Regions from separate parts of the Mus musculus genome. Here region 1 is linked to region 2. Evidence: chromatin loops called from intact Hi-C (ENCODE). Cell type or tissue: heart. All regions are shown on one strand. Each heading gives the region's core, and the rest is flanking DNA. Links, peaks and the distances in the headings are about the cores only.

Region 1 (15,461 bases), core at 5,306-10,305, 74 kb before region 2:
TCCCGCCTAGCCTTGCGGTCTTCCTATGACCACCGTGTACTCACAGACCTAACGTGCAGTGGACCCCAAGTGCCCTCAGCACTGGTGTCACCCTCCAGAGGATCACACCCTGTCCTCAAGTGCAGGCCTCCAGATTTGCACACTTGTGAGGTCTTTATCCGGCTGGGCACCGTTAGGTCCCTGCCTGTGTCTCTTGGGGCCTTAGGGACCTGGGACAACTTCCCAATGTGGAGTCTGCAGGCTCCTCACTTGCCTCAGCTTGAGCAAGGCTGTGCCCAGCACTGTGGAGGGTGACAGGAGTGGCTGCTTGAGCACTGCCACCTAGCATTGCTCAGCGGTTAGGATCACCGGGATCAGCACAACTGACAGTGCTTGCCTAGGAGGCTGGAGCAGTAAGTTGTCAGGTCTTTGGAGGTACTAGATAGCCCAAGTGGCCTCAAACCCGTGGTCATTCTGCCTTGGCCACAGTAGGGCTGACATTCCAGGCATGGGACAAAATGTCCAGCCTGTGCTTACTGTAAAAACACTGACTGAAGAAGAAGTCAGGGATTTAGTAAGATTGACAGGGGCAACTCAGGCATGTGGTGCATTCTCGGCTTCAGGGTGTACATGCCATGTGGGATCCATGCCCACCACTCACCTGGCGGGAAGTGGGTGGTGGCCACCAGCGTGTAGAAGTTTCTAAGGAGGCGCCTGCGCTGCTCAGGGGAAGGCTCTAAAGAAGAGGGAGCACCTTGACTAGGTGGCCTCTGGCTCACGGCCCTCCCACTCACTGCGTTCCCACGCACCTTTATCCTTGGAGGGCTCCACAGTAAAGAGGCAGCGTCGCAGTTCCAAGTGGAGTAACAACAGACTGGGGGAAAGCACTATCAGGCTGTGGGGAACTGGCAGAGCAAATGGCCTTCCCGGCCCTGGGCCCAACCATCGAGCCTTACCCAAGAATATCGCTGTGTAGTGGGAACCCTTCGGGTAGCGCCCTAGGGCCCAGTGGCAGGCAGGCCCGGAGGGGCTCCAGTAGAGGCTGCCACCAGCGTTCCATTAACTACGGGGGTGAGATGGGGAGCGAGGTCAGGGCTGGTTGGCCAGGGCCTGCATGCAGCAGGTGGCGCTGTTGGAGGGGATGCACAGGGGCAGCACTGCAACAGTCCGCCTCACCTGTGGGTCCAGCTGGCCAAGGGGCGGGCGCGGCCCGCACAGCAGACACAGCTCCAGGCCACGCAGCAGCGTCAAGGTCAACAACCTGTGTGGGACCTGTAGCCGGGCACAAGATAGGGCTAAGCATGGCCCCGCCCTGCTGGAAGCCCCGCCCTGGTCCCGCCCACTCACCGTGGGGCTCCCGTGGGGCAGATACACCGGGTAGTCTCGAGCAGCTTGTGGTGGCAAGGACCCCACCAGCCAGGGGAGTAGTACAGCTTCAGGCATGCCTAGGCGCCACCAGCCCTCTGTCGCTGCCACCACTCGGCCTGATACAAGCAGGCTGACAAAGGCTGTGCCAGTGGCCTCTGCAAACCCTGAAAGGGTTTCCTGGTGAAAAGGTCAGACTAGATGTCATAGGGCAAGGAGGGACCTTCCCGGCTAGTCAGGGAGGGGAAGAGCAGCCATGAGACCAGAGACACCCTAGCACGCAAGGCTGCCAAGCTCCTGTCTCACACCCTCTCTGTGAACGAGAATACTTTAACCTTCCTGATCAGTCAGCACTCTCAATTCTCCATACACTTATTTTATCTGTTTGTTTGTTTGCTTCTTAAAATTTATTTCTCCTTCAGTTATGGGGCTGCTCCTGCCAAGTCATACTGAATTTTTGAGTCATGTGTTCACTGAGCTGCCTAGGCCGGCCTTAAACTTTGCATACTCTCCCCAGCCTCCAGAGTAGCTGGGGTGACAGGCCTGCACCAGGAGGTCCTGGGATGCCAATAGTTTTAACAACAGCATCTAAACTTGCTGAGAAGGCACAGTCCTGACCTACGGAAGCTCTGAGGTCAGGACATGCTGCCAGGAGAGGCATAACTTTAGCAAAGGAAGATTGGGCAGGCATGGTGGAGCACGCCTTTAATCCCAGCACTCAGAGGCAAAGGCTGGTGGGTGTTTGTGAGTTGTAAGTTGGAGGTCGGCCGGACTGGCCTACAGAGAGAGTCCCAAGACAGCCTGGGAGCCCTGTCTTAGAATGGGGTGAGGCGGATTTGCCTAGACAGGGTTCCCTGCAAGGCAGGAAGGCAGGGTGCTTGTGAGGCCGAAGCTGCAGGACAGGAGGCAAGCAGTCAGTGTACCCTGGTGAGAAGGTTCCAGGTAAAACTTGATTCCAGGATGATAAGAGGGAGTTAGGACAATGTCCAGAGAAAGAAAACAAAGGAAGGCTGAGCAGAACCGTGGGGACACAGTTATTTCTATAGCTGCCCCAATACCTGCATGGCAGACCCCTCTGGAGGAATGACACAGTCCACACACTGGGTCAGGTCTCCGATGAGTTCTGAGTTCCCCAGGAAGCTGTCGATGAGACAGTAGCTGGCCTGGTAGAGGAAAAGAGGCATCTAGGACCCACGTAGGCCAGATCAGCCCAGAAAAACCTGAGGCCAGCTCCAGGATTAAACAAGCTCTTCAAGAACCCATGGGCTTTCCCTATGCATAGTGGGAATTGTAGTTCCAGACAAATGGGCACGACTTAGGGATCCTAACGTCACTCACATCCCACAGCCTCACCCTCAATTCTTTCTTCAGTCTTTCTACATTCCGGATATTGGTCAGCTCCTCAAGTCCCACAATGAGAACCTAGAAGAATCACATAGGACAGCGGGGTCCTTAATAGGATCTAGTCAGAGAGGACAGTATTTGAATGGGTGTTGAGAGGAAGGCCAGGTCTGGATCCCTGTGTATGAAGGTGGAGGTCGGGCTCCTGGACTCCTAGGTATGAGGGAAGAGGGCTGAGGTCTGGATGTCTGGGTGTGAGAAAAAAATGCAGGTCTGGACTAAGGAGAAGAGGCTGGGGGTGCAGCTCTCTTGAGTTTTGGAGAAAAAAGGGCCCAGTCTCACCATGGCCCCAAACACCATGTGGAGCATTCTTTCCAGCCTCAGCTCAGAGGTGCCCTCCTCAGATGACAGAACAATGAGAGTGATACTGTGGGGAGGAAAGAAGAGAAGCAAGAATGAAGTAGAGGTCAGGCCTGGGAAACGGAGCCAAGCGCTTCAGCGTCTCTGGGCTATTCCTATGCTGCTGGCTACATTCTGCTGGGAACGCAGGGATCAGAGAGGGTGAGTAGCTTATCAAAGATTCCCACAGCCAAGTCACCACTGGCAGGACTCTGGGGTCACCTAAGCCAGGAACCACTGCCCAGATCTTGTTCCCTTGCTCCCGCCAAGGGACCTGTCATGGAAGTTCTTCCACACTACGGTTGTGTCTTCCGTTCTTGCAGAGTTCAGTTGCACATCCAGATTCTGGCCGAACATGTGGACTCCATTGAGAGAGCCGATGACAGAGAAAGGAAGCTGAAGAGTGGGGAAGCATTGAGACCTCACTGTCCCACTTTGCCGTCTCCCCACATCCCCCCAAAGTTCTTCAGGAAACCAGGCTTATTAGTCCCCTAAAGGCTCCGAGCCTCTACTCCCTGCACGGTATGCCATCCCAGCTTCCCAAACCCCTTATTTAGACGAAGGAGTCGAATGCCCCCACCTGTTGACGGGAGGGGGCGCCGCCGCTGCTACTCCGACAAAACAGGGGAACCCCGCTAGAGGCTGCGAGGCACAGCAGATGCACCGGGCTTCCCGGCCCCTCATCCCCCATCTGGAAGCCCGCACCCGACAAGTCACCCCCCTGGAGACTCTCGGTGTGGATCTAGGAGCATGCGGGTAGTGAAAGCAAGTCGGCCTGCCGTTTGGAGCCGCCAGAGGGCGAGAAGCCGGATGGCTAAATTCCTGCCTTCATCAACTCAGCCCCTCCAACAGGATTCTTTTTCCGCCCCGGCCGGAAGTCATCATGACCCTAACAAAGATGGCGACAAGTATTGCTTGCCAAGCGTTCAAGTTGTTCCTGGACAGCTTCACATCTTTTGTATAACGAGAATGAAGAATCTAGTTTGAAGATGGTGATGGTGCTAAGGTGTTGCCTACAAACCTTCATGTGTGCTGTAATTACGTGCTAATTTTTTTTTTTTAAACAACTGGTTGAGGATGGGGACAGTGCTAAGGCACTGCCTGGCAACTGCAGCGTGGCCTTTCATTCCATAGTGGGAAATACCCTGCCCCAGTCAAAGATGGCCGTATGCTCAGGCGTTGCCTAGCAACTACCATTCACAATAATTTCTGTTTCAAAACTCCGAACCGCTGTGCCACCGTCTCCCTCTCATTTTTTCAGAATGGTTTGATCCAGGCAGTGTTGCCTAGTAACCACCAAATGAGATGGTTGTTTTTGTTATTAGTGAAAGGCAGAAGAGAACCTTTTCCAAAATCATGAAAACCACGTAATTTCTGTAACGAATTAATGCCAATGATGGTGTATCGTGTCGAAAGGTAAAACACGGAAAACTTTGTTCCATGCAACAATAGAAGTTAGCACCGAGGTAGCAAGACAGATTTTCACAGATATGATCACTGTACTATCACTTCCAAAGCTTTCTTCCAAAGGATGGCTAGGAGCCAGGGAGATGGCTCAGCACATCCCAGGGCTTGCCATGAAGACCTGAGAAGCTTGTAACCCCTGGAATCTTCATGGTAGAATAGAGAGCTCACTCCACAAAGCTGGCCTCTGTACACATGCCATGGCACACGCACTGTAAGAATCAAAATTTATTTTCTAGTTTAAAATAGTATGGCTATTAAAATAGTATGGCTACAGCTTCGTGTCTTTATTTTCTACTTTCTGGGTGAGTTGCAGCCTTTAGGCCTGGTTGGCCTGGAACTCAGGGTAGCTGTTTGGCCTGGAATGGCGAATGCCAGCCACTCTCTTTTTCTTTGCTTTCCTTTCTTTCTCTTTTGCTTGTTGTTGTTTAGTGTATTTTTGAGGTGTGGTCTCATGTAGCCCATGCAGACCTGGGACTTGCCATGTGTCCTTGAAATTCCGATTCCTTTTTCAACATCTCAGTCTCCTTTCTTTCTTCCTTTCTTTTTTCTTTCTTTCTTCCTTTCTTTTTTTTTTCTAGATTTATTTATTTATTTTATATATACGAGTACACTGTAGCTGTACAGATGGTTGTGAGCCATCATGTGGTTGCTGGGATTTGAACTCAGGACCTTTGGGAGACCAGTCAATGCTCTTAACAGCTGAGTCATCTCTCCAGTCCAGTCCAGCCCCCATCTCAGCCCTTCTAATGTCTTTTTATACTCTGTTTGTTTGTTTGTTTGTTTGGTTTTTGAGACAGGGTTTCTCTGTGTAGCCCTGTCTGTCCTGGAACTCACTCTGTAGACCAGGCTGGCCTCAAACTCAGAAATCCACCTGCCTCTGCCTCAAAGGCGTGCACCACCACTGCCCGGCTATACTCAATTTTGATAAGTGCAAGGAATTGAACAATTTTTTCCACCGACAAATATTAGATTTCTCCTTCTGTATTTTAAATGATACAATAAAACAAAATAATTTTTTGAGACAAAATCGTGCTGTGTAGCCCAGGCTGGCCTTGGTCCTTATGCTCAGTTCTCCCATGTTGCATTGCTACACCCTGCTGAGTTAGCAGTTTTAGCTGCTTGATTACTGTATGTCTGAGAGCAATTGCTTTGTTTATTAAATTAAATAATTTAAAATAATTTATTTATTTATATTTCATGTGCATTGATGTCTTGCTTTAATGGGTGTCTATATGAGGGTGTTGGATACCCTGGAACTGGAGTTGAACTGCCTTGTGGTTGCTAGGACTTGAATAGCAGTCCGCTGAAAGAACAGCCAGTTCTCTTAGCTGCTATCTCTCTAGATCCTATGAAACAATATTTTAAAGTAACTTTTTTGGATGTTGTTTTTATTCTGGATTTTATTTCCTGTAGTTCCTACAGAATAATTAACAAATGTACTCTGTATATGGAAAAAACAGATTCGTAGAATAATTTTAAAATGTGTGCATGGTTGCACAGTCCCTTAAGGCCAGCCTGGCCTACTCTGATATCTCCTGCCAAATCCACAAATAAACAGATAGATAGACAGATAAATGAAACCTTAAAAATTCTATGCATGCTTTTAGTTCCAGCACTTGGCCGACAGAGACAAGAACATTTTTTGAGTTCACAGCCAACCTGTTTTACAGTGAGCTTCAGGACAGCTAGGGTTACACAGAAAAACTTTGTCTGAAAACAAAACAAAACAAAATTCAACGTGGAAAATTGTAGTTTTGGGGTTAGCATTGGGGTTAAAAAAGCTTGTTCACGCCAATGGTTGGGTGGCGTGTGCCATTAATCCCAGCACTCCAGAGGTAGGGGCAGGCAGATCTCTGAGTTCTGGGAGGCTCCACAAATTTACAGAGCAAGTTCCAGGACAGCCAAGGCTAACACAGAGAAAGCCTGCCTTGGGAGTGGAGGGTGGGGAAGAGATACCAAAAACCAAGGTCTGGGGCAATGTCTCAGTTGCTAACCTGCTTGCAAATGCAAGCAAGTGAGCCAAGTTTGGATGCCTGCCACCTACGTTTTGAAAAATCGCTTGTCTTTTTTTCTTTCTTTTTCTTTTTTTCTTATTTTGTTTTTCGAGACAGGGTTTCTCTGTGCAGCCCTGTCTGTCCTGGAACTCACTCTGTAGACTGATACTGCAACTCAGTCCCACTTGCATCTGCTCTGCACTGGAATTTAAGGCGTGCGCCATCGCGGCTTTGTATCTTTCTACATTAGTACGCTTTATTTAGTAAATTTCTGTCCACACATAAGTTTCCAGGTCATTTTATATTCACTTCGGCTTATGCTGTTAGCTACAATGCTGAGACTCAGTTTTCTCGACTATACCAGACATTACTATTGCACTGTTTATATATATATAGTATTATTATTTTCTTCTTTCTTTTTTTTCTTTTCTTTTTTTCTTTTCTTTCTTTCTCTTTTCTTTTTTTCTTTTTTAATAAGGAATGTATTTTCTTTGATTCTGTTTCTGGCTTCTTTCCCAGAAAACAGAGATTAGGTGTTGCCTAGCAACCTCCACTTAAATTGGAATTCCCTTCTTTCCCAGCAAAAACAACTGCTTCGCTTCCAAGTCCCGGGCAACTTTACAGTGTTGCCTAGCAACGTCGTTTCCAATGATGTGATTGGACCGCTCTCTTTCATCGGTTCCCGGTCAGAAAGAACAGAATTTATTAACTTAATCTCTGTGTGAGACCACAACGGATGGGTACGCGTTGCCTAGCAACCGGATTCCCGACCCTCCCTTTAGCCCGGAGTCGGAAACTAGATTTCGACTCCAAGATGGTGACCGGATGTGCCGTTTTTCGATTTATTTCGTGCTTGATGTTGTGCGCAAAAGTTTGCTCGATTTCAAGAGGCCCTTAAAGGGGCTCGTTGTGCCCATTCTGAGAGTTTCGTGTTGTTGGTATGCCCCAGGGTAGAGATAAAACCACGGCTCGCAAAATGCCCCGCACAAACATGGCCGTATCAGCATCAGCAGAAGCTGCCAGACGTCCGGCGGGGCTGCGCACACCGCGCAAGCGCACTTCTGTTCGTCCCGGGACGGCGACGGCGTCAGCGGCGCTGGCGTCGGCGGCGCGGGGCATGGTCCCCGGATCCGAAGGCCCGGCGCGGGCCGGGGGCCTGGTCGCCGATGTGGTGTTTGTGATCGAGGGGACAGCAAACCTGGGGCCGTACTTCGAGGAGCTCCGCAAGCACTACCTGCTGCCTGCCATAGAGTGAGTGAGCGAGACCTCTCGTCGCCTCCCGCCGCCCTAGCTAACCTAAAGCTCGTGCCGACCCCGCCTTTCCTCCGTCTTTGCAGGTACTTCAACGGGGGACCCCCTGCAGAGACGGACTTTGGGGGAGACGTGAGTGCGCGGCCGAGTCACGGGATGGAAGCCGGTAGACCCCTGTGTCTGAGGGAGGAAAGATGGGGTCCTTAGTCTTGGGTTTGAGAGAAGAAGGGCTCACAGCTTATTTCTAAAATGATCTGAAGTTGGGATGGCCTGTTCCTTGCCAAAGATCTCAGTTGTAAAGTTGTTCTGTCCTTTCTTCCCAGTATGGTGGAACCCAGTACAGCCTTGTGGTGTTCAACACCGTGGACTGCGCTCCAGAGTCCTATGTACAATGTCACGCACCTACCAGCAGTGCCTATGAGTTTGTCACCTGGCTCGATGGCATCAAGTGAGCTTTGCCTCCATTTGGGGCAGGATGGGTACCCCCAAGAAAGACTGTGGGCAGGGTGGCCTGTGATTGAATAGTGCCCCGCACTCAGCAGAACTCAGTGTGGGTCACCACAGTCCCTGTCTGAGTGTCCAGTTACCGTCAGCTTCTTCTTTCTTCCTCTTGTCTGTCTACTCCAGAGGAGTCTGCAGGATGGGTCTGGGCCCTGAGAGCTCCTTACGTGGTTGGGTCACAGTTTACAGTGTAGCCTTTTTTGTTTTTTTTTGTTTTTTTTCGAGACAGGGTTTCTCTGTGTAGCCCTGGCTGTCCTGGAACTCACTCTGTAGACCAGGCTGGCCTCGAACTCAGAAATCCACCTGCCTCTGCCTCCCAAGTGCTGGGATCAGAGGCATGGGCCACCACACCTGGCACAGTGTAGCCTTGAATTGCTGATCTGACTGCTTCTACTTTCTGGTTGCTGGGATTACAGACACCTGCCACCATGACCAGCTTGTAGAGCCAGGCAGCCTAGAGTCATGGCTTCTTCCCAGATAACTCTTTGACTGTCGGGTCCCAGGGTCCTTTGTGCTGCTCGTTTCGTATTTGTTCTCAGTGCTCTTGACTGTCTGTTGCTGTATAACGTTTCCCCACTCCCACCCCACTTTTAAGGATTTCAGAATGCACAGTTGCTCCTCATGAAGCCATCTGTATGTCAGGAACTCAGGAGGATAAGCCAGGCCGTGTGTGTTTGGTCAGGTCTCACAGGGCTGTGTTCATCCACTCTCTGGCATGCCTGAAAGAGCCACGGCCATGAGGCCGTGATGGCTATGATGGCTGTTCTGCGGCTGTGGACAGAGCCTTAGTTCCTTGCTGGCTCTTTGCCATCATGCCCTGGCATATAGCAGAGTGATGCCCAGATTGGCAGCTGGCTCTGCTCAGAGTGAATGAGTGAATCCAGGGGGCAAAGAGGAAGCCACCAGGCTTTTTTGATGACCAAGTGACAGTCCATCACTTTTGTCACCACTTGTTTGGTAGGTGAGTCTATCCTGGTCCAGATAAGAATGGGTGACCAGTGGGATCCCTGGGGACAGACCACCAGAGCCATGTAGGGTGCTGCCGCCCAGCACACAGTAAGCAGTGCGTGAGTGCCCAAAGTTACTGCTTGCCCTGTTCCTGGTCTTGGTTTGCAAATGAATAACAGTGTAGACTGGTGGGCATTGGAAGGGTTGAAGGGGCGCTGGGGCTAACCTCGCCATGTGGATTCCACAGGTGTGTTGTGGTCAAGGTTCATATAGCGGTGCTGATCTAGATCCTGTTTTGATGAAGCAGGTGTGTGTTGAATGTCTGCTTGTCTGCTGTGTTCCAGGTGTGTGTGTGTGTGTGTGTGTGTGTGTGTGTGACATGGTAGGTGGCATGGAAAGCTGACCTGTGCACTGCCCCACCCCCTCCCGGAAGTTGTTAGGATTAGAGTTAATGTAAAGCCAGCCTTCCCATCCTTGACATTGTTGACACTTTGCACTCACGGTTTTTTTTTTTTTTTTTTTTTTGGTTTTTCGAGACAGGGTTTCTCTGTATAGCCCTGGTTGTCCTGGAACTCACTTTGTAGACCAGGCTGGCCTCGAACTCAGAGATCCACCTGCCTCTGCCTCCTGAGTGCTGGGATTAAAGGCGTGCGCTACCACGCCCGGCTTGCACTCACGTTTTTAAAACAGATTTTTTTTTTTTTTAATTTAATGTGTACGAGGTTCTGTATATGCAACACTTGTGCCTGGTGCTCTTTGAGACCAAAAGAGGCCATCAGATCCTCTGGAATTGGAGTTACACAGTGCCATGGAGGTGTTGGGACTGCAGCCTGGATCCCCTGGAAGAGCAGCCAGTGCTCTGAACACTGATTCATTTCTAGGCCCTTAGTCTGGTTTAAACACCACACAGTCCTTTCCATCCTCCTGCCTCAGCCTCACCCATGTTAGGTTTGCTTGTTTGAGCTGCTATACCTAGCTTGGATTATATAAATCTTTTATTTTATTTTTTTAACCCACTCATCTCTCTGTCCCCTCATATCCACCCACAACACTTGCAACCTCCCTTCCAAAATAAAAAAACAAAACAAAACAAAACAGTGTTGATGATTTGTCTGCATGTATGTCTGTGTGAGGGTGCCGGACACTGTAACTGTCCGTAACGGACAGTTCTGAGCTGCCAGCTGCTCTGGAATCCGAGCAGCCAGTGCTCCTAACCAGGCAGCCATCTCTCCAGATCCCGAACTAGATAATTGTTTGTTGGGAGGCCTGTCCTAGGTGCTGAGCCATATCCTGACCCTGCGAGAATGTCCAACAGCCTTTCCCTGCTGCCTGCCAATGGCATCCCTAGAAAGTTATCTTCAGGCATTGTCAAGTGTCGATGTCTTCTAAGAACGTCTGGGAGGAACCCCCATCTGGAGTTCTGGGAAGCCCCAAGGCCCTCATTGCTGCACATCAGGGATGGTGCATATGAGGATTCCACCACATTTGGTCAGATGTGAGTTGGGGGGAGCCAGTGCCAGCCAGCTCCATTCTTGTTGGCTGGTAAATCTTCTGGGCATGTTTCTGTGTGAGGAATCTTGTGTGACGTTTCTTATCAGCCAGTTGTCCTCTGCTTCTGTGACCTAAGGCTTCAGGAGATGCTAGCCATGTGAACCATGAGTGATGGCTATGGGGGAACAGCTTCAGCCAGACTTCAGTGGTGTCGACTGTGGGAAGAGTGGCCTCTCCCTTAGGGGAAAGGCTGGACAGGACACTGTGGCATCCACTTCTGCACTTAGAATCCTGTAAACACGAGTGCCCCCATTTGGAGGCCTCTGCTGCTGCTTGGCATTTCAACATCATTTAACTCTCCCAGGATTGCTGTGTTGCTCAGGGCCCGTGACTCATGTCCAAGATTTTCTGGGCAGGATAGGAATGGGAGTGACAGTGGCCAGGCTGGTCCCTGCTTAGGAAATCTCACCTGCTGCTGATGGTGCTGGGAGACAGGGCAGGGCGTGCTGGAAAGTTAAGAAGTGGCCGTGCTGCTAAGAGGTAGGCTTCTGATGTTACATCTCCCTTCTGCCAGGAGCCGGTCTCCCATAGCTAATGGCTTTGAGTCAGAAAGAACAGGGTGTCTGTGTCACAGCCTTCGGCTGACTGTTTACTCACTCATGAAGGTGTGCGGCACAAATGCTGAGTGGTCATGAGGTGCAGACACTGTCCTGGCCCTGGGGAGCTGCTGGTCACATTCACTGTGACCAGGGCCTCTGGGGCAGGGTGTGATCATGGGCAAAGGTAGCTGAGTCAACCTGGGACCTCTTTTGTGTGTGTGTGTATGTGTGTGTAAACTCTACTTCCCGCCCTGCAGGAGTTGGCTCTGATTCAGCACTGGGGGTTCTAGGGTTTGGATTCGGGTCATCAGGCTCGGCAGCTCTGTTTTTATCTTGCTGGGAACCCAGCCCAGGCCTAGTGTTGGGAGGCTCAGTGTGTTACCACTCATTTGCTATCTGCGTTGGGGGGTGGGGGTGGGGGGGCGGGCTAAGCAACCACTTTGCAGTGAGCTGCAGGCTGAAGAACCAACCAGGCTGGCTCCAGACCTCTTTCCTCTCCAGTACAGGCTGTGCCACCACCCGGGTTTTTTTGTTTGTTTGTTTGTTTTTAATTGATTGTAAGCAGGGCGTGGTGGCACACGCCTTTAATCCCAGCACTCGGGAGGCAGAGGCAGGAGGATTTCTGAGTTTGAGACCAGCCTGGTCTACAGAGTGAATTCCAGGACAGCCAGGGCTATACAGAGAAACACTGTCTTGAAAAACAAAAACAAAAAAAATAGTTTCTGATTGTTTTGTGTGTGTGTATGTGCCGTGCCGTGTCCCTGGCCTCAGAGACATTGTTGTTTCTGACTTCTACATGAGGTTCTCTGAATCTGGAGCTAAAGATGGTTGTGAGCTACTGTGTCGTAATTGAACCTGCATTCTCTAAAAAAGTAGCTGGTGCTGTTAACTGTTGAGCCATGTATAGACCTGAGGCTTTGAGTTGGTGGTGTCAGGTGGTGGGCTTCCTGGAGGAGGGCAAGCTGGGCACATGTCAGGATAGATAAGCTGGGTTTTCACCTAATCCAGAATGTAGTAGGTTTGGGGGAGTCTGAGCAGAAATACGTGCATCAGTTACTCTGCAAACCTGTCAGGAAGAGGACAGGAACAGGAGGGTAGGCCCAGCTAAAGGCTTTGCTGGCTGGACAGTCATTTATTCATTTACCAATTATTTCCACCATATGCCTTTTATGGGCCAGACAGGTGGGCCAGTCTGGGAACAAGAAATGAGAGGGGGCAGACATGAGACTGTCACATTTTAGCAGTGTAGGGCTAAGGCAGCCATACAAGTCAGCCCAAAGATTGTGGTAGCATCAGTTGTGCTGGAACAAAGGCCTTTCCCAGGATACCATGCAGAGGGACACCGCGGGTGGGTTCCTAGGTTGCCATGGACAAGTACCAGGAGCCAGGTTCAAAAACAGTATGGCTGCTTCAAGTCCCAGGTCACAGTGCTGACTGAGTGGGAAGGGCCTGAAACTCTGGGGAAAGGCTCCTCCCCGACCTCTCCAGCTGTGAGTGGCCCTGGAGCTCTGTGGCTTGACCTTCCTGTGGACTGTCCACATCTTCTTGCCACCTTCCCCTTTTCATAGACCTGGAGGTGTCTGTGGATGGATTGGGGTCTTGTACTTCCCTCTTCCATTACTTGTGTAGAGCCTGCTTCTAGGAAGCTAACACTGGGCTCCCGTGGTTCCGCCTGACACGCCACGCTGAAGTACATTTCACCCATGGCACTGTGGAGGAAGCAGGAGCCTGTCTTGTACTAGTGCTTCTTCTAGCAGTAGGAGATTGAGGCTGGGGAGATGGATGGCTCCGTACTTAACAACACTCACAGGCTGCTTTTCCAGAGGACCCAGGATCGATTCCATGCACTCCTGTGAAGGCTCTAGTCTCTGGGGATCTGATTGCCTTTCCTGGCCATTTTAGGGCCCCAGGCGTGTGCATGGTGTACACAAACACATTCAGGCAAAACACCATACACAGAAAATAAAGAGTCTAGTGGCACACACCTGTAATCCCAGCACTTGAGAGGCAAAAGCAGGCAGAGATTTGTGAGTTCAAGGTCAGCCAGGTTTACACAGTGAGTCCTAAGACAGCCCAGACTAAATAGTAAGTGACACCTTGACAAAACAAAAGAAAAAGAGAAAAGGAAATAAAGCAAACCAGTGAGGCAGATGGCCCATTCGGGAGGGGATATTAGGACAGTCAGGGCATTGGGCCACCTGGACTGGGACGCCCAGAGGCCATGTTCAGAGTCCTGGCTCCTCCTGCTGCCCTCTTGATGTCCTCCCTTCTTAGCGTCTCTCCCAGCCTGGTGCTCTCGAGTCACTGAGTAAAACTCTAAGGACAGTGTCCTGTCAGAGGGTGCAGTGCCTTGTGGGAGGGTCAGGAAGAGTGCCGGCTGGCTGTGTTGGGCACTGGGTCTAACTGGCACCCCTCCCACAGGTTCATGGGCGGTGGTGGCGAGAGCTGTAGTCTCATCGCTGAAGGTCTGAGCACTGCCCTGCAGCTGTTCGATGACTTTAAGAAGATGCGTGAACAGATGTGAGTGTCCGGCCTCCTGGGAAATCCTCGATCCTCACCCTGGATGGGGGACAGGAAGTGGGGCCCTGTGTAGGGCAGCCCAGGCCAGTGCCTGACCAGGCACTAGGTAGGGACCTCCCTTCTATGCTCCTTGCCCAGTAGATGAGTTAAAGTTGTCACTAAATCCGAGAGCCTCAGTGTTGTCAGCTGTAAATGACCTCAGAGGGTGAGGGCATGACACACAGTTGCCATGGCGAACCTGCTATCCCATGACTTTGTCCCTGGCAGTGGCCAGACCCACCGAGTCTGTCTCCTCATCTGCAACTCACCCCCGTACCTCCTGCCCGCCGTGGAGAGCACCACCTACTCAGGCTGCACTACCGAGAGCCTGGTGCAGAAAATAGGAGAGGTGAGGGGAGTGCTGAGTTGGGGGCTGCACCCCTGTGTGGGAGAGAGGGAGGGAGGGAGGGGGAAGCCCACACCTGGATCCTAGGAAGCAGGCTGGGGTCCGAAACCCAAGGCAAAAAATAGCCAAAGTCTCTGTGCTTGCTTACGACTGTCCATACTCAGAATTCTGGGTAACCTAAGGCCAGGCTTTACGTGCCCACGGTGTGCTGTCCCACCCCGAGGCAGGGGAGGAGACTAACTCCAGCACGTTCATGGAGGCCATTATTGCTTTCCCCTTCTGCAGCGAGGCATCCACTTCTCCATCGTTTCTCCGAGAAAGCTGCCAGCCCTCCGGCTTCTGTTTGAGAAGGCGGCTCCTCCTGCCCTACTGGAGCCTTTGCAGCAACCAGCAGACGTCAGCCAGGACCCCAGGCACATGGTGCTTGTGCGTGGGCTCGTGCTGCCTGGTGAGGCCTGGGTACTGTACGCTAAAGGGGGGGTTCCTTTTCAGTACTCTGTTAACATGGATTTTTGGTTGTCCCTTTTCTACCCCCAACTCCTTCTCTTGGGCCTGTGTTGTCTCTCCTGTGCTCAGTTGGTGGCAGCTCGACCTCAGGCTCTCTGCAGACCAAGCAAGCAGTCCCCTTGCCACCAGCTCCAGCTTCTGCTGCCACGCTGTCAGCAGCGCCCCCGCAGGCTCTGCCCCCTGTCCCACCACAGTACCAGGTATGGATGTAATGGGGGGGGGCAGCTCCTGGGGCCCTGTGGAGACTTGGCCTCTGTGGGGGTGGAGTCAAAGCTCCTGGGTCATCAGAGCTGTGTATTTTGCTTCGGGGTGCAGAAGTACATAGTTCTAGGGGCACATGGTCTTCTTTCATGTGACAGGTTCCTGGGAACCTAAGTGCTGCTCAGGTGGCTGCGCAGAATGCTGTGGAGGCTGCCAAGAGCCAGAAGGCCGGGCTGGGCCCACGCTGTGAGTTCTAGAAGAGGCAGAGGGGGCTTCCCTACATTCTGACCCAGCTACCCACTCACGCTGGTTTCTCCCACAGTCTCACCCATCAACCCTCTCCAGCAAGCTGCTCCAGGAGTGGGGCCCCCCTTCAGCCAGGCCCCAGCACCCCCATTGGCTCCTGTGCCCCCTGGAGCTCCAAAGCCACCTCCTGCCTCACAGCCTAGCCTAGTCTCCACCGTGGCCCCCGGACCAGTCCTGGCAGCTCCTGCGCAGCCTGGGGCGCCGTCT
Region 2 (14,199 bases), core at 9,200-14,199:
AGCTGTGCATAGGTCATCGCTGGACCTGTGGCAGTCCCAGCTGCTGTGCTGGAGGCAGGCAGAGCAGTAGCTGCTACACTGCTGGGGCCAGCTGACACCAGGGGTTTCAGACTTAAGGCAAAGCCAGTGGTTGTGGTAGAGGCGGCAGCGGCAGCAGCAGTGGTAGTAGTGGTGGTAGTGGTAGTGGTGGTGCTGGTGGTGGAGGCACCAGGAGCTGCTCCAGGGGCCTTGAGGCTGAAGCCCAAAGTCCCAGCACTAGGAGTTGCTGCAGTTGTCACCGGAGCTGGGAGGGAGAGCCCTGTAGCACTGGATGAGGCAGGAGCAGCAGCTATGGAAGCAAAGAGTGTAGACCCTGCACTGGTGGTGGCAGCAGTGGGTGCAGCAGCAGCTGGCTGTGTAGCTCCTGCTGTAGTAGTCACCAGAGTGGCTGGTGTGAAGGGAGAGCCAGACAGTGCTGTGGGCTGGGCAGAGCTACCCACAGAGCCAAGGCTGAAGCCAGAGGCTCCAGGCTGGGATGCACTGCCACTGGTGAATGAGAACCCAGTGGAGCCGGTGGACGGAGCAGAGGTGGTAGAAGAGCCAAAGACAAAGCCAGTGGGGGCTGTCCCCTGGTTGGAGGTGCTGCCACTTGAGATGGCATTGGTGAGGGTGCTGCTGCCAAGCCCAAAGCTGCCAGTGTTGGCCGTGGCTGGTGTGGCAGCTGCGTTACTCAGGCTGAGCTTTGGGGTGCTGATCCCCAGGGAGAAGCCTGTTCCTCCAGAAGCAGGTGTTGTTCCAAAGTTGAATCCTGGGGTCTGTGTGGTTGGGGTCTGTGTGGTGAGTGAGAAGAGGCTGGTGGAAGGGGTGGTCGCAGCTGGCTGGGAGGGAGTCCCAAAATTAAACCCTCCGGTGCCGGTGCCAGAAGCAGAGAAGGAAAAGCCAGTGGCAGGTGTGGTGGTCGCAGTCTTTGCGGTCCCAAATGTAAAGCCGCCAGCAGGAGCCCCGGTGCCTCCAAAGTTAAATCCACTCATGGTTGTGGAATCTTCAGGTGGCAGCTACTTCGACTCTGGGGCAAATCCGTCAGCGTCTGCAACCTTGGGGAGGTTTCTAGAGCAGAGGAAGTGACATGGTCAGATGGCAGTTTGGGACAGGCAAGCTCAGTGGTGTGGAGGGTAGTGGGGCTGGATGCAGAGCTGGCAGCAGCCCTGCTGTTTCCTTTGCTAACCTGACCAATTCCAGTAAACCAATGGGAGTTGAGTGCTCCTGGGCACGCGCAGCTCCGAGGCAGTTCACAAGAAGGCACTCTAATGAGATAGAACCAGGACAGAAGGTTGGGCATGAGAGCCCAGTGCTTAGGGATAAGTAGAGACCCAGGCCAGCTAATCAGATATTACTTGGGGTTTTCCTCTAGGTGAAAATCAGTAGTGGTTGGGAGGGACAAAGGGAAAAGAGACCAAGCACTCCATAAGCCAAGAGCAGCCATAGTCCATCCCATTAAGAACACTAGACTTCTAGAAGTTTTGACTGAAGCCACTCCAGGCAGAGATGTCCAGGTACTTTCCCCATAGCTTATATGGTGAGGAAGGTGACAGGGAGCACTGCATCATCTTCCCAGGACCACAAGCTAGCAGGTGGTGAGACAGGAGTAAGTTCAGTGGACCTGATGGAGTCACCGGGCACTTTCCCTATACTGGTGTGGAACAATGAGACCAAGATGCAAAGCTGACTAGCCCACACAGTACTCCATGTGGAAAGAGAATGTATCAGAATGTACCCTTCAGAGCAGTATAACCCTCTATTTGGACTTCTTGAGGTGATGGGGTGGGATGATGCATCCCTTCTGTGGGGTGCACTGCCGATAGGCTCATTCCATAGTGAAGAAGCAATACTGGTGGGCTTCCTCACTGTATACCCCCTGTGTATAGGTAGTCCTTGTGTCTTTTCAGTTATTATCTACATTATCTTTTGAGATGGAGTCATTCACTGGGACCTGTAACTCACCAACTAAGCTAGACAGGCTGGCTGACCAGAAAGCCCCGGGAACACACCGACTACACCTCTCCTGCATCAAGATTATGGCATTGGCCACTATGTCCAGATTTTTCATGTGCGTGCTGGGGACTTCATGCTTGTATGGTAAGTACTTTATTGACTAAGCTATCTCCCCAGCTACTGATATTCTATTCTTTGGCACAGGGTCTCAGTATGAAGCTCATGCAGGCTTCGTTCACCCTTGCAATCTTTTTTGTACCAATCTTTCAAACATAGGTATCACAACCACAGGTTGTCACACCCTCTCATGTCTGCTGTTCTGAGGCCTTAAGCTTGTGACAACCAGAAGAAATAAACACTGATATGGAATATAGCAGATATGACCCTGTCCTTCCTTCAATATTAACAAGAACGTTAGCCTCTCTGAGCTCAGCCCTTGCCCCAGCAAAGGGTGCTTGCTGAAATGAGGACATGATTTGGGGTACTCCCTGTCCCTTTGGCATTTTCAGGGTTAAGAAGGTGGTTTGCAGGGTAATGCCAATACTCAGCTGTGAATTTCCTAAGACCAGGGTGTGGCTAACCTCAGATTTACTATGAATTTAGTTTGTGTCCCCCGCTCAATGAGTCACTGGGCTGTGACGAGAGCCACACATCAGTAGTCCAGAGGCTTCTGGGCAGCAGGCTCTGTTCCACTGTGGGGACAACACCAAGTCCTGGCCCTAGATACCCTGGGAAAGATGAGTCTGTGGACAATACACAGAAGGGTGATGGGTCTTAGGAGGGAACAAAGTCAGATTCCATTTTCCTTCGCTGAAGGCAGCTAAGGCTTGCTCTGACCTCTGGCCTTGCCTTTCTTACTTATGTGAGTCTGCAAGCTCACAGCGCCTGTTTCCCAATGTCTTCTATGAAGAATCATCAATGGCCCAACCGAGAAGCCAAGTGCCTGGTGTCCTCCCTCTCCCCATACTGTGCCAGCCTCTTCAGACCTGTTTTCTCTGGCCACCTCCTTCCTGTGGTCTAGCAATGTTAAGCTTACAAGAACTTCAGGGGAAAATTATTTCAATCTCAAAAGGTCACAGTAGGTCCACTGAAGCCCTGTTCAGCACTCAGACAACTCTGGCATGATAGAGACTTCCTCACTGGTGAGCACTTTAACTGGATAAGTTAGCTGCTCAATCATCCAATCAGCTACACTTCATACCTCAATTTTTAGTACTCAGTGGAAAACTTTTGCTATTAATAAATTGGAGCTGAGAATTCTTAAAAAAAAAAAAAAATCAAGCTTCCATGATATCAAGGGATGTTGTGATGATACCCACTGTGGAAAGTCACCAACTCAGATGACAGTTGAGGACCTGTGGCAGTGCAGCTCTAGGCCATGAAACTATCCAGCCACCCAGAGTTGGGGACGGAGAGTCTGGAGATAAGAGTCCTGCCAAACACTGAGGAGACTATGCTGGCATAGCCACAACCACCATGCCAACAACCCAGACTTAAAAAAAAAAAAGTTCTCATCATATAGCCTAGAACTACATACACTGTACACTAGCTCAGAAGACTATCTGCCTGTCCCCTGCCTCTCCAGTGTACCACTACACTGTGGTGGCTCAGACTCTTTGCTGAAACAGCCACAGGGGACTGACAAGTAGGGAGCTAAATGCAGAAGAAGCTGGAGGCAAGGAGCTGGGAGTAAGGTTGGTGATGAACTAAGTCAGAAGCTTTAACTGAACTCTGGGACAGAGATAACCACAAGGCAGGATCTGATCCAGCAAATAAGTGATGACTCCCTAAGCCTGGGAGCTCTTCAGCTGTAGACCAGGTTAGCTATAGCCCTTCTATCTTCACCACAGGAGAGGCACCTAGGAGAGCCTATGGGTGAGAAAGCAGACAGTAACAGGCTTGCAACATGGCATGTGGGCTAGACATCCACACTGAGGCCACATGCCATGGACACAGGAGTCACCCAGGCTGTGATGTCCTTCCATCCATCTCTTGGTTAGTTTTCTCAGCCGCACCTTGCTCCTGCCTCCCTACTGCTGGGATTTCTGATGTGAGAGCCTGGACAGTAGTAGAAAGTCCTTCCTACTTCTTGATCATCCATGTGCCCTGGTCACAGCCAGCCTGCCAATACCTCAGCACTCTGTCACCACTGGACTACTTTTCACATCGAACACCACCCTGAGCTAGAGATGACTACAAGGCAGAGAATCACCAAGTGGCAGAGTGCAAACAAATTCCACTTGGACATCATCCACATAAAAGCTGAGCACCTGCTGTGGTACTAGCACTGCTGAGCTCAATAAAGCAACAGATATAACCAGCATATTTTAGGACACTGGGGAAAAACAAAGGTAGGGTGTGTCTTATGTGGCTAAAGGGCTTGACAGACATAAAATGGACTTAAGATGGAGATGGCTCTGGATGATCCACTTGGACCCAAGGCCCCTTTCTGGCTTGTGACCTCTTCTGTATCCTCACTGGTTTTGTCCCTAGTATACAGTCAACGGCCACCAGGTGGTGCTATGACAATGCAGAACCAGGGAAGGATTGGGTATCAGCTAGCTCTGAGGGAACCTTCTGGTGTGAGGTAGTTGTTTTAAGAACTCCACAAGATGAACATGGTAACACATGCTCGTAACTGCAGCACTCAGAAGGCTGAATAGGAGGTTCAAGGACTGTCAGCTACACGATGAACTTGAGACCAGCCTCACTATATGATCTGTCTTAAACAAAACAAAATAGGGCACTTGCTCTTCTGCTTTTGTGAGTGGGCTGCTAACCACGGAGACAAAATTAAAGTCTGTAGAAAAGGGGCTGCTGTAGGATGGAAGACCACCGGAGAGGCAAGAGGAAGAGAAGGCAGAGCAAGAAAGAAAGGGGGGAACCTGATTCCTGGGAAGCTCAGCCACACCCCAACCCCTCCCCCCCACAGTGCCACAGCAGCTTCTCTCATGGAAGAAACCCCTCTAGCTCTTAGGGAACAAATCAGGTCCACACTTCCTCCAGTGCAAAGCAAACAAGGTTGGTTTGAGTTCTGGAAGTGGGGAAGGAGAGCTACTACTTCCTTTGTTTCATCACTCCCTAGCAGCAGGCACATAGTGGTCACCATATTTCTTTGCCCCATATGTCAAAGGAAAGAATAGCTAAGAGAATCCAAAAGTGAATTGTATTAAAGAACTAAATAAATCCTGGTGGCATGTTTCTCCCTACCCACCTTAATGTTCTGGGTTCCTGAATGAAAGACACACACAACCTTTATATTTTGATTTGCTTTAATCAGCTTAATGGCTGGGCCACTTCCTAACCTCCATGTGGCTAATCCACTCCCCTACCACTCCTCGCTGATAACTCAATGACTTATCTGAAGTAAAATAGTAAGAGGAAGAAGACAACGTTTGAAGCAGGGATAGTCTCTCCCTTGGTAGAGGAAGGGCATGAGCCTTTCAAAGACACTGACTAAATCCTGCCCCTGTGTGTCTGATGACTGTACCTGCAGGTTCTCAGCCTTCTCCCTCCTACCTCCAGTGATTTCTTTACCTCAGAAATCAGCCCACAGCTAATTAGCAATTACATCCTTTCTTACTCCCTAGGGCCTCCACCAGCTCAGGTGACAAACAGGTAACACCTGCAAAAACCTAACCAGCTCATCTTCAACTGGGAGCCTACAGCACAGAGGGTTAAAGAAAGGGTTTTTGAGGTAGAGTCTTGCAGTGGGCTAGGATGATGAACTTGGCACAACATCCATGTAGCTCAAGTAGGGTTCTAAGATGTACGTACCTTTTTGAGACAGAATATTGCTACATGACACAGTGGCTCGAGCTAAAGTCACAAGCATTATATCCCCTCCAACAGAGTTGGGAAGCCAGTTGTTTCCAGGGGCATGTATGTGGAGGAAGCTACTCCCATGTTAGCTCCCAAGGACCAGCATCTGCACTCTTCTGCGTTAGTTATCAGCGTCTCAGATATATATCCTCACCCACCAGAGGAGGCGCCAGAACTTCCACACCCACTATACCAAAACAACATTAATAAACATGAGCTGCCATTCAGCACCCACCTCAGTAAGCAGAACATACCCGTGTGGCCGACAAAAACAGCAAGGCACAAGCTCAGCCTACAGCATTCAATGTTAAACGTGATAAAGGCATTGACCCACCAAGTCTGTCTCTTGCAATCAAAGTACTTCAGACCTCAGATGCCACCCAGTAGGGAAGGTTTTCCCAAGCAAAATAAACCAACTCCTCCAGCTAACTACCTGTTCTTTAGTGCCAACAGAGGCAGACACAAGTGAATTACACAGGACAATACACCAGACAACATCAAGCTCTGCTTATGATAGTACCAGAAGCCCCAGGAGGTAGTGTCAGGCTTCCCCAAGAGATTGTTAGGGAAGGGTCCAGGGAATCTACTAGAGGCCCATTGTTAAGGACATATGGAGAAGCTACCTACTCAGGGTGGGAAGGGGTGGTGGCCTCAGGTCACAGTATCATTTTAAGAAAGGACTGCTCCTTGGGGAGGCTTATCACCACCATCGTCCAGAAAATCCAAGCTGGATCACAAAGAGGCTCCACTACACACCCATTAGGGTGGCCAGAGAAGAGATGAATTGGTGCTGTAGGGTGTGGCAGCCACTGGAAGTGCCTAGGCACTTTCCAGGCAGCAAATCTGGAAGTGCCTAGAAGTCAGTTTCTTTCAATGAAGAGCCCAGACCCCAGTACCCCACCCCAGAACGGTAACACCAGCCCAAATAGGATAAAAACATCCCAACCAATGACCATCAGTTCATCAAAAACAATGAAGGGCCAAACAAACATCCATCCATGGACTGTCAGTCAGCCTCAAAAAGATAAGGAAGGGGGGCTGGTGAGATGGCTCAGTGGGTAAGAGCACCCGACTGCTCTTCCGAAGGTCAGGAGTTCAAATCCCAGCAACCACATGGTGGCTCACAACCATCTGTAACAAGATCTGACTCCCTCTTCTGGAGTGTCTGAAGACAGCTACAGTGTACTTACATTAATAAAATAAATAAATAAATAAAAAAAAAAAAAAAAAAAAGATAAGGAAGCCTGTCTTAGTGATATACACATGTAATTCCAGCACTTAGGAGGCAGGAGGATCAAAAAGTCTGAGGCCAGCTTCTTTCTTTCTTTCTTCCTTCCTTCCTTCCTTTCTTTTTTTTTTTCCCCCAAGACAGGGTTTCTCTATAGCCCTGGCTGTCCTGGAACTCACTCTGTAGACCAGGCTGGCCTCGAACTTAGAAATCCACCTGCCTCTGCCTCCCAAGTGCCACCACTGCCCGGCTTAAGACCCTGTTTCGAAATAAGTAAGTGGGGCTGGAGAGATGGCTCAGCGGTTAAGAGCTGTGACTGCTCTTCCAGAGGACCTGAGTTCAATTCTCAGCAACCACATGGCAGCTCACAACCATTTATAATATGACCTGGTGCCCTCTTCTGGCCTTCAGGCTTATACGCAGAGAGAACATGGTATACAAGATAAACCCTTTTAAAAAAGAAAAAGAAAAGAATTTAAAAAGGGAGGAGTGGGAACATCCTCTTGGGAGACGGGGGTGGGGGTTGGGGGTGAGTGGGTGGAGAAGGAATGGGATGAGGAACTGTAGAGGGTGGTAATGACTGGACTGTTAGAGCAGAGGCAGCACATCACCACACAGCTCTGTACAAACACCAAACACCACTGCTGGGCAGGCCAGGCTCTTCTGATTGAACACCAGGAGGCACCAGTGTGTCCAGAGGACACACTGTCACCGTGCACTTTTTTGGCCCTTCTCTTGAGGGCAAGGCTCACCTAGGCTATATGATATGGTTTCTGTGGGGAACAGAGGTGATAGCAGGCTGTGGCCTCCCTTGCTCTCTTCCTGCAGTTCTGCAAGAACCAGTGCCTTGCACACCAAGAGGACCCTATCACTGAACTAAGCCATACCCTCAGGCCCTTTAAAATTTTTATTTTTGACCCAGAGTTTCAAAGTTGTCAGGGCCTCTAAGTCACTCCAGCTGGCAGTGAACTTCCAAACCTTGTCTCCATCTCCAAATGCCAGGGTTATAAGCCTGTGCCACTAGTCTAGGCACCTTATCTGCTTGATTATCTCCTAGCAAATGAGGTAGAAACTTGCTATCGTTCCACTGAAGTCAAGAGAACTTCAGTAGCTGTCTGCTGAACCTCTCCTACAAGGCATTCTTCCCCCCACTTCCACTCCACCCACCAGAAGATACCTCTAGCCTCTCAATCCTAGTTTCAGAAGACATCCCAATCACTCCCATGTCCTACTTAGGTGTCACTCCCAAATACAACTTAGTAGGAACAGAGAGCATCTCCTGTGCCCAATGGCTATGTTTGTAGCCCTGCTGAGGTGCAGCCAGAGAGAATACAGACTCCAAACCACCCACATTAAAGCTCCAAGGGGCTGGACACAAATTGTTGGGTGTACGAGAATTTTGGTTTCCTTAAAAAAAAACGCAGAAATACTATAAAAAATGTTTTCATTTTAATTCCAGGTGTAGGACACGGGGCTGCTTCAGACTGTCCACAGCAGCTATGATTTGCCCTCATGCTCTAGCAGGGGCTTGATTCTGACAGCTGCAGATTCTGATTGCATGTTTAGAATTTTGGGGACTTTTCAGAGGGTACATAAATGCTAGGGTTCCTAGAGGTGTTGTTGGTGTCTCAGTTTGTTAAGTAGTTGTGCACAAAGAAACAAGATGTACTCATTCATAGTTCAAACTTGAATTTCAGACAAAATCTAGACATCGCCTTTCCAGTCAGCAGCTGCCCAGCCCAATCTGCAATCCCTTTTAGGTGTGGTCGGGGTGCTCAGCAAGTCCTCCTGACCCTTTGTAACAGCTCAGTCCTGATGCCTGTGCCCTTTCACCACTAACCCTCCACTACTTTCCCTGTATCCTGGCTAACAGCACATATCTCCTAGAGGACACAGAATTAGAGGTTGGATAATGGCCATGCAGATTCATCTACATCAGTACCCACGGCCTGTGAATATTATCCCATGGCAAAGCATTCAGTGTAGACAAGTTACATGAAGGCTCCTTCAAGACTCAATTATCCTGGACTATCTGGGACAGTCCAATGTTCAAGCACAGGGCTTCTGTAAGGAAGGCAGGAAGCTCAAAGGAAGAAGCTTCAAGTTGGACGGAGGCAAAGAAGCCTGAGGGGACACAAAGAGCCTCAAAATGAGGTAGCCTCTAGATACTGGTATGGCTAGGAACCCAGTGCCTTGGGAACTCCAAAATTCTATTAAGGTGCCAAGTGTGTGCTCTCTGAATCTTTTAACCTGTCATAACAGCAAGGGGGAGTTAACCAGTACAGGTGACACCCAAAACGTGGGAGCTGGTACAGAAGCATGAGGCCAACTCAGTGATAAGTTACAACAGTGACTTCTAAAGGGGAGGTGTTGTAAGAGAAGGGCAGGGGCTCTAGAGAACTCTGAGCATCTGGCCACGTGGCACTGCCCTTTCCCCAGCCAAACTGGCCTTGGCCTTCCTGCCCTTGTTTGCCAGGACACCCACACCTCCAACTCCTGTCCCTCTGGCCTTCGTGACCCAGTTTTACTTGTTCCCTAGCACTGTGTGGAGATTATGCTTTCGAGTTTTCTGTCCCCACACAAGCAACTGATTCAGAAGTGTGCTGCTGCCCAAGGGGGTGAGGTGGGGGTAGCACAGTGCTGGGGGCTATATGAACAAAGTCCCGACCTTGTCCTCTATGTGCTGGAGGAGATAGTCATGCACAAGTATGGAAGGACAGGAAGAGAAGCTACACCAGATTCTGAGCTCCTAGGAAGAGCTTTCCCTCAGCTACCCCTTTAGCATTACCTGGTACTGATGAAGACTCACCCTTCCCTGTACCAAGTGGAAGGGATACTTTTACTTATTAGGAAAAGGATAGACACACAATACCATGTACACTCACACTGGGAAGACAAGTAGCAGGTTGGTGCACACCCCACCAAAATCTAAGTAGGCAGACCAACTCCTGCCCACAAACAGAACCCATAAAGCCCAATCCTTTTCCATCACACAAGGCTGTTCTCTCAACTGGGAAACCAGGGCCTGCCACAATAGTACAGGGATGAGAAGCAACCAGGTGGACAAAAATAAAGATATACGAAGCGTCACAACAAAACCTCTTTGCACACTAACCAAAACAATTTAACAGCAACAACAAAATCTAGGTAATAGTCCAGGTTTGAGGCCTCACAGGACAGGGTGGGGAACTCTGCTCTATCAAAGACAACTGTGGCCATGCAAAATTCTTCTTACCCTTTTTCAGGCCCCAGTCTTGTCTTTCACAACTAAGCTAGTGCCTTTGGGATGCTAGGCCCCTTCTTAGCACAAAGCCCCAGATTTTCAGTGTTCTGCCCAGGGGGCTCCTATACAGGTCTTTGCTACCTAGGAGCTGTTGCCAGGTGCTCTGTGGTCCCCAGAGAATTCCCTCAGCCCTTCCTAACCATCAGAGCCCGGCTGATGCAACTGCCTGCAACCAGCCGCCTCACTCCCCAGCTCAGGCCCCTCCGCACTGGAAAAGAGTTCCAAGCAGCTCCACCCTTGCTTCTGGCTCCCCACAGGATTTGTTTTTTGTTTTTGTTTTTTGAGAGGAAAGAGACTAGGCTGCCACTTGAGCCGGGGTGAGGGTTAGGAAGAGAGAATAGCACACATGATGGACACATAACAGTCTGGTACTGGCCAAGGCTCAGGGTGGCAGGCCTCCAGGGATGATCACAACTCCCATAAAGTGACGGCTGTGCACATGCTGGGGAGGGCATGGCAGCTAAATGTGAAAACCAGCTCTTGAGTTAAGGTGGATCTGAGGGCGGGGGAAGCATCTGGGTAGGACCTCAGGAAAGAAAAAAGAAGTACCATGGGGAAGACTATGGGCTGGTACCCCCACTCTGCACTGTCTTTGAAACCTTTCGATTATTCCAAAAGTTTACTTTAAAATACCAAACTCAAGGAAAGGAGCACCACCGGCACAGCAACATGGCACAATGTTTCAAATAAAAACCAGCACCTGTGGGGCCCAGGGATGCAGCTCAGGTGGTAGAATGTCCATTTAGCATGCAGTTCATGAAGCTCTGGGTCCATCCCATTTCTGTATTCGTAGCAGACTCCACATGGACTTAACAAAGCCCATAGCTGGCAAGGGAGGGCTGGAGTCTAAACACATCAAATCACGCCTGTGCTCAAACACTGGCAGAAGATAAGAATTCACACTCTGATGGCTCAGTGTTACAGAGCACTGACTGCTTTTCCAGAGCAACCACATGGTGGCTCACAACCATCTGCAATGGAATCTGATGCCCTCTTCTGGTGTGTCTGAAGAGAACCTGTGTACTTACATAAATAAAATCTAAAAAAAAAAAAAGAGTGCCCATTCCAAGGGGAATTATCTCAAGGACTTGTAACTTTCAAAATCAGTATTCCCCACCTGCTCTGAATCTTTTACAGTACCAGGGATGGACACCAGAGTCTGGAAAGCAGTATTCTGGCCAACACTCTGCCACCAACCTCCAACCCCAGCCCATTACATATTTTTTTAAAATCAGGATCTTTGTTAAGTTCTCTAGACAGCCAAGAACTCACTTTCTAGTCAAGGCAAGCCTTGAGCTTTTTTCCTCCCCTTACTCAGTATGTAGACCTGTCACTACAGGTGGTGGAGGTCAGAGGACAACCGTCTAGAGTTGCTTTTGTCCTTCTACCAAGTGGGTCCTGAGGATGGAACTCAGGAGGGTTGAGTTTAGAGATCACCACCAGAGCCATCTCAAAGCAGCTCCAGCCCTGACCTTGACTTTCAATACTCCTGTCTTAGCCTCCTAAGTAGGTGAGATATCAAGCCTGGCCTCTGGACTTTTTCTTTTTAAAACACATTGAGGCCAGTCAGTATGACCCTGAACTCATGATTTCTTTTCTCCCATCTCCCAAATCCTGAGAATACAGGCAAGTCAAGCCCAATCCATGTGGTGCTTGGACAGAGACTAAGGTTCTGGTGTTAAAAACAGACGAGCATTCTTGAGCTCTATCTCCAACCATTCAGTCTCTCAGCTGCTACAAATATGACACACTGACTGACTTTCACATGGAATGCCAGCCATGTACATGAACATGGGGTAGAAAACAGGGTTCACGCATCATCCCCGGTGAAGGACAAGAGGGACTCTTTTACTAAATGGAATATAAATGTCCTATTTTGGACAGGATCAAGAAATAATTATCTAGTGGGGTCAGCAAGAGAGCAAGGACTGCAAGAAAGTCAGAGCAAGGGCAAAACCTTAGAGGTCGGCAGGGATGGCTGGAAACAGAAACCTTGGAGGTGGGACACACAGAACGATCATATGGCTAAGAATCTGGGGTAGGGAGAGTAAAAGAGGTGAAGTCAGGGTTTTTTTCTAAAAGAAAATACAATGACTGAGCAGTGGGTAAAGGCTGCCAAATAGTTTGACCCGAGTTCCGTCCCTGGGACTCACATGGTCAGAGAACCAACTCCTGCTAGCTCTCCTCTGACCACCACAATAAATGTTAAAACAAAACAAACAAAAATATGTTGAAGAGTCTCGTGGTTAGGACTTCGTGGCCTACTTTCCATAGCTGATATATCTGTGCGCGTATACAGCGCTCTACAAGTACTTGGGAAGCGTTATCTCGCGGTTGCTGCCTGGAACTCCTCTATGAAGCCTAAGCTAGCTTGCGCCATTCGGCGATGGGCTTAACCCACGAGGTCTCGGGTGGCAAATTCGTGAAGCAGGGAGAGAGAACGAGACGAGCTGGTTTCGGGTGTGAAAGACACATCGGATCTGACCGATTCAGGAGACCGAGCCCGGGCCCCCAGCCTGAAGCAGAGAGTGGAGGGTCAGGGCGACATGGCGGGCCCGGGGTCGCCACCGCCCCGTCGGGGCCGCGCGAGGGCGGGGCGCGGAGGGATCCAGGCAAGCCCGCGCTGCGCCGCCCCCGGTATATTTGTCCCCAGGCCCCGGGGCCGCCTCATTTTCAACCCTCTCAGCACAGTCTCCCTTAACGCTCCCGCCACGCCGCCTCCGCCCGCGCAATGGCTCTGTAGCCGCGACCCCGTCGTGTCCCCCGCCCCCGTCTCCGCGCTCACCGCGCCTTCACTCTCCGCTCACACCGTCTCTTCAGCCGAGGCCGCCGCCGCCGTTGCCTCCTCGCCTTTTCGCCGCCATGGAGTGAGTAACCGCTCGCCCCTCCCTCGCCAACTGCCTTTCCCGCCCTTTCAGAGCTCGCGGGGCTTCACGGGTCAGCCTCGTGGTGGGGGCGGGGGAGACGAAGTGAGGAACCACGGTCGCGCAGGCGCAGAAGAGGGAAGCTGGCGGCCGGCGCATCCGCTGAGCAAGCGCACTAGGCTCGAGTTGCGAGGGGCGGGGAGGAGGAGGGCGTGCTTCCGGAGAATTTGGGGGCTTTTAAGGTCGGCTCGCGCGCCGTTGCGCCTGCGCGCTAATTCACAGACCCTCTGCCCCTTTTCCTCCAAGGAGACAACCCCACAACCTGTTGCGCATGCGCATTGTCTTATTCCCCCACCCCCCCACCCCTCCACCCCCGGCCTGAACTACGGCGGGCGGCCGGTCATTGGCTAAACACGCGCACTGGTCCCCCAGGAGGGTAGTGGCGTAACAATGGATCGGGTCCTGGGACTGAGCTTGCGCCTCGTCGCTAGTCGAGCCAGCAGCGAGGAAGGGTGGGGTTTTGCTTGAGGCTCCGACTCAGGCCCAACTTCCCTCCAATCAGACACCTGCTGGGGCGGGGACTGGCTTAAACTGACAGGAAAGGCTTTAGGAACACCTTTAAGAAAGAGTTAGCACTAGCACTACAGGGGCGGGGCCTCTAGGGACTTGCTAGTGGGGGACGGGAACTGACTGTGACAGACAGAAGGGTGGGCGGAGCTTCCCGTAGAATCTTTAGAAGTCACCAAAATTTTTAAGGGAAGAGCGGGATCTGTGTGTGTGACACTGATGAAGGGCCCAGGCATGCAGAATTATTCTGGGAACCCCTGTGGATTAAAGGGGGTATAGTCTAATGATGCGGAAGGGGCACGGCTAGAAGGAAATTCCCTTGGGATTGAAATTTTTATGAAGAGGAATAAGATGAGGTGGGTAGGAGGGACTAGAGGTAATTCCCCTGGGAAAACACTAGGTTTCTGTGTTGAGGGAGGAGATGGGGCAGGGGAGTTTCCAATAATGTCCCTGGGAATGTGTGG

What was found. Peaks named below come from ENCODE experiments on the same cell type or tissue, not always from the same donor. Only the 100,000 strongest peaks of a DNase experiment are listed, where the experiment ranks them.
Region 1: it touches region 2 in a loop (7-fold over the local background); 1 of 42 quality-filtered maps calls a loop at or near these places.

The regions. Positions count from the first base shown.
Region 1 is chr7:44,884,566-44,900,026 of GRCm38, reverse strand. It overlaps Med25 (mediator complex subunit 25), which reads left to right and starts at 7,603. Exons shown (of 18, transcript NM_001331207.1): 1 at 7,603-7,796; 2 at 7,883-7,928; 3 at 8,120-8,244; 4 at 13,757-13,855; 5 at 14,123-14,243; 6 at 14,526-14,688; 7 at 14,817-14,947; 8 at 15,107-15,194; 9 at 15,271-15,461. The coding sequence starts at 7,663. It overlaps Fuz (fuzzy planar cell polarity protein), which reads right to left and starts at 3,948. Exons shown (of 11, transcript NM_027376.3): 1 at 3,665-3,948; 2 at 3,359-3,480; 3 at 3,028-3,112; 4 at 2,698-2,766; 5 at 2,403-2,507; 6 at 1,327-1,524; 7 at 1,156-1,251; 8 at 936-1,042; 9 at 789-853; 10 at 641-715. The coding sequence starts at 3,775. In heart, for the core only: no CTCF peak of the experiment used is centred there; DNase peaks (open chromatin) are centred at 7,266, 7,576 and 8,266; H3K4me3 peaks cover 2,455 bases; H3K27ac peaks cover 1,379 bases.
Region 2 is chr7:44,815,374-44,829,572 of GRCm38, reverse strand. Atf5 (activating transcription factor 5) reads left to right here and starts at 13,915. Exons shown (of 3, transcript NM_030693.2): 1 at 13,915-14,091. Nup62 (nucleoporin 62) reads right to left here and starts at 13,485. Exons shown (of 2, transcript NM_053074.2): 1 at 13,090-13,485; 2 at 1-1,086. The coding sequence starts at 1,010. Il4i1b (interleukin 4 induced 1B) reads right to left here and starts at 13,203. Exons shown (of 9, transcript NM_001171024.1): 1 at 13,090-13,203. In heart, for the core only: CTCF peaks have their summits at 11,280 (motif pointing left) and 13,818; DNase peaks (open chromatin) are centred at 9,552, 10,612 and 13,552; H3K4me3 peaks cover 4,263 bases; H3K27ac peaks cover 3,877 bases.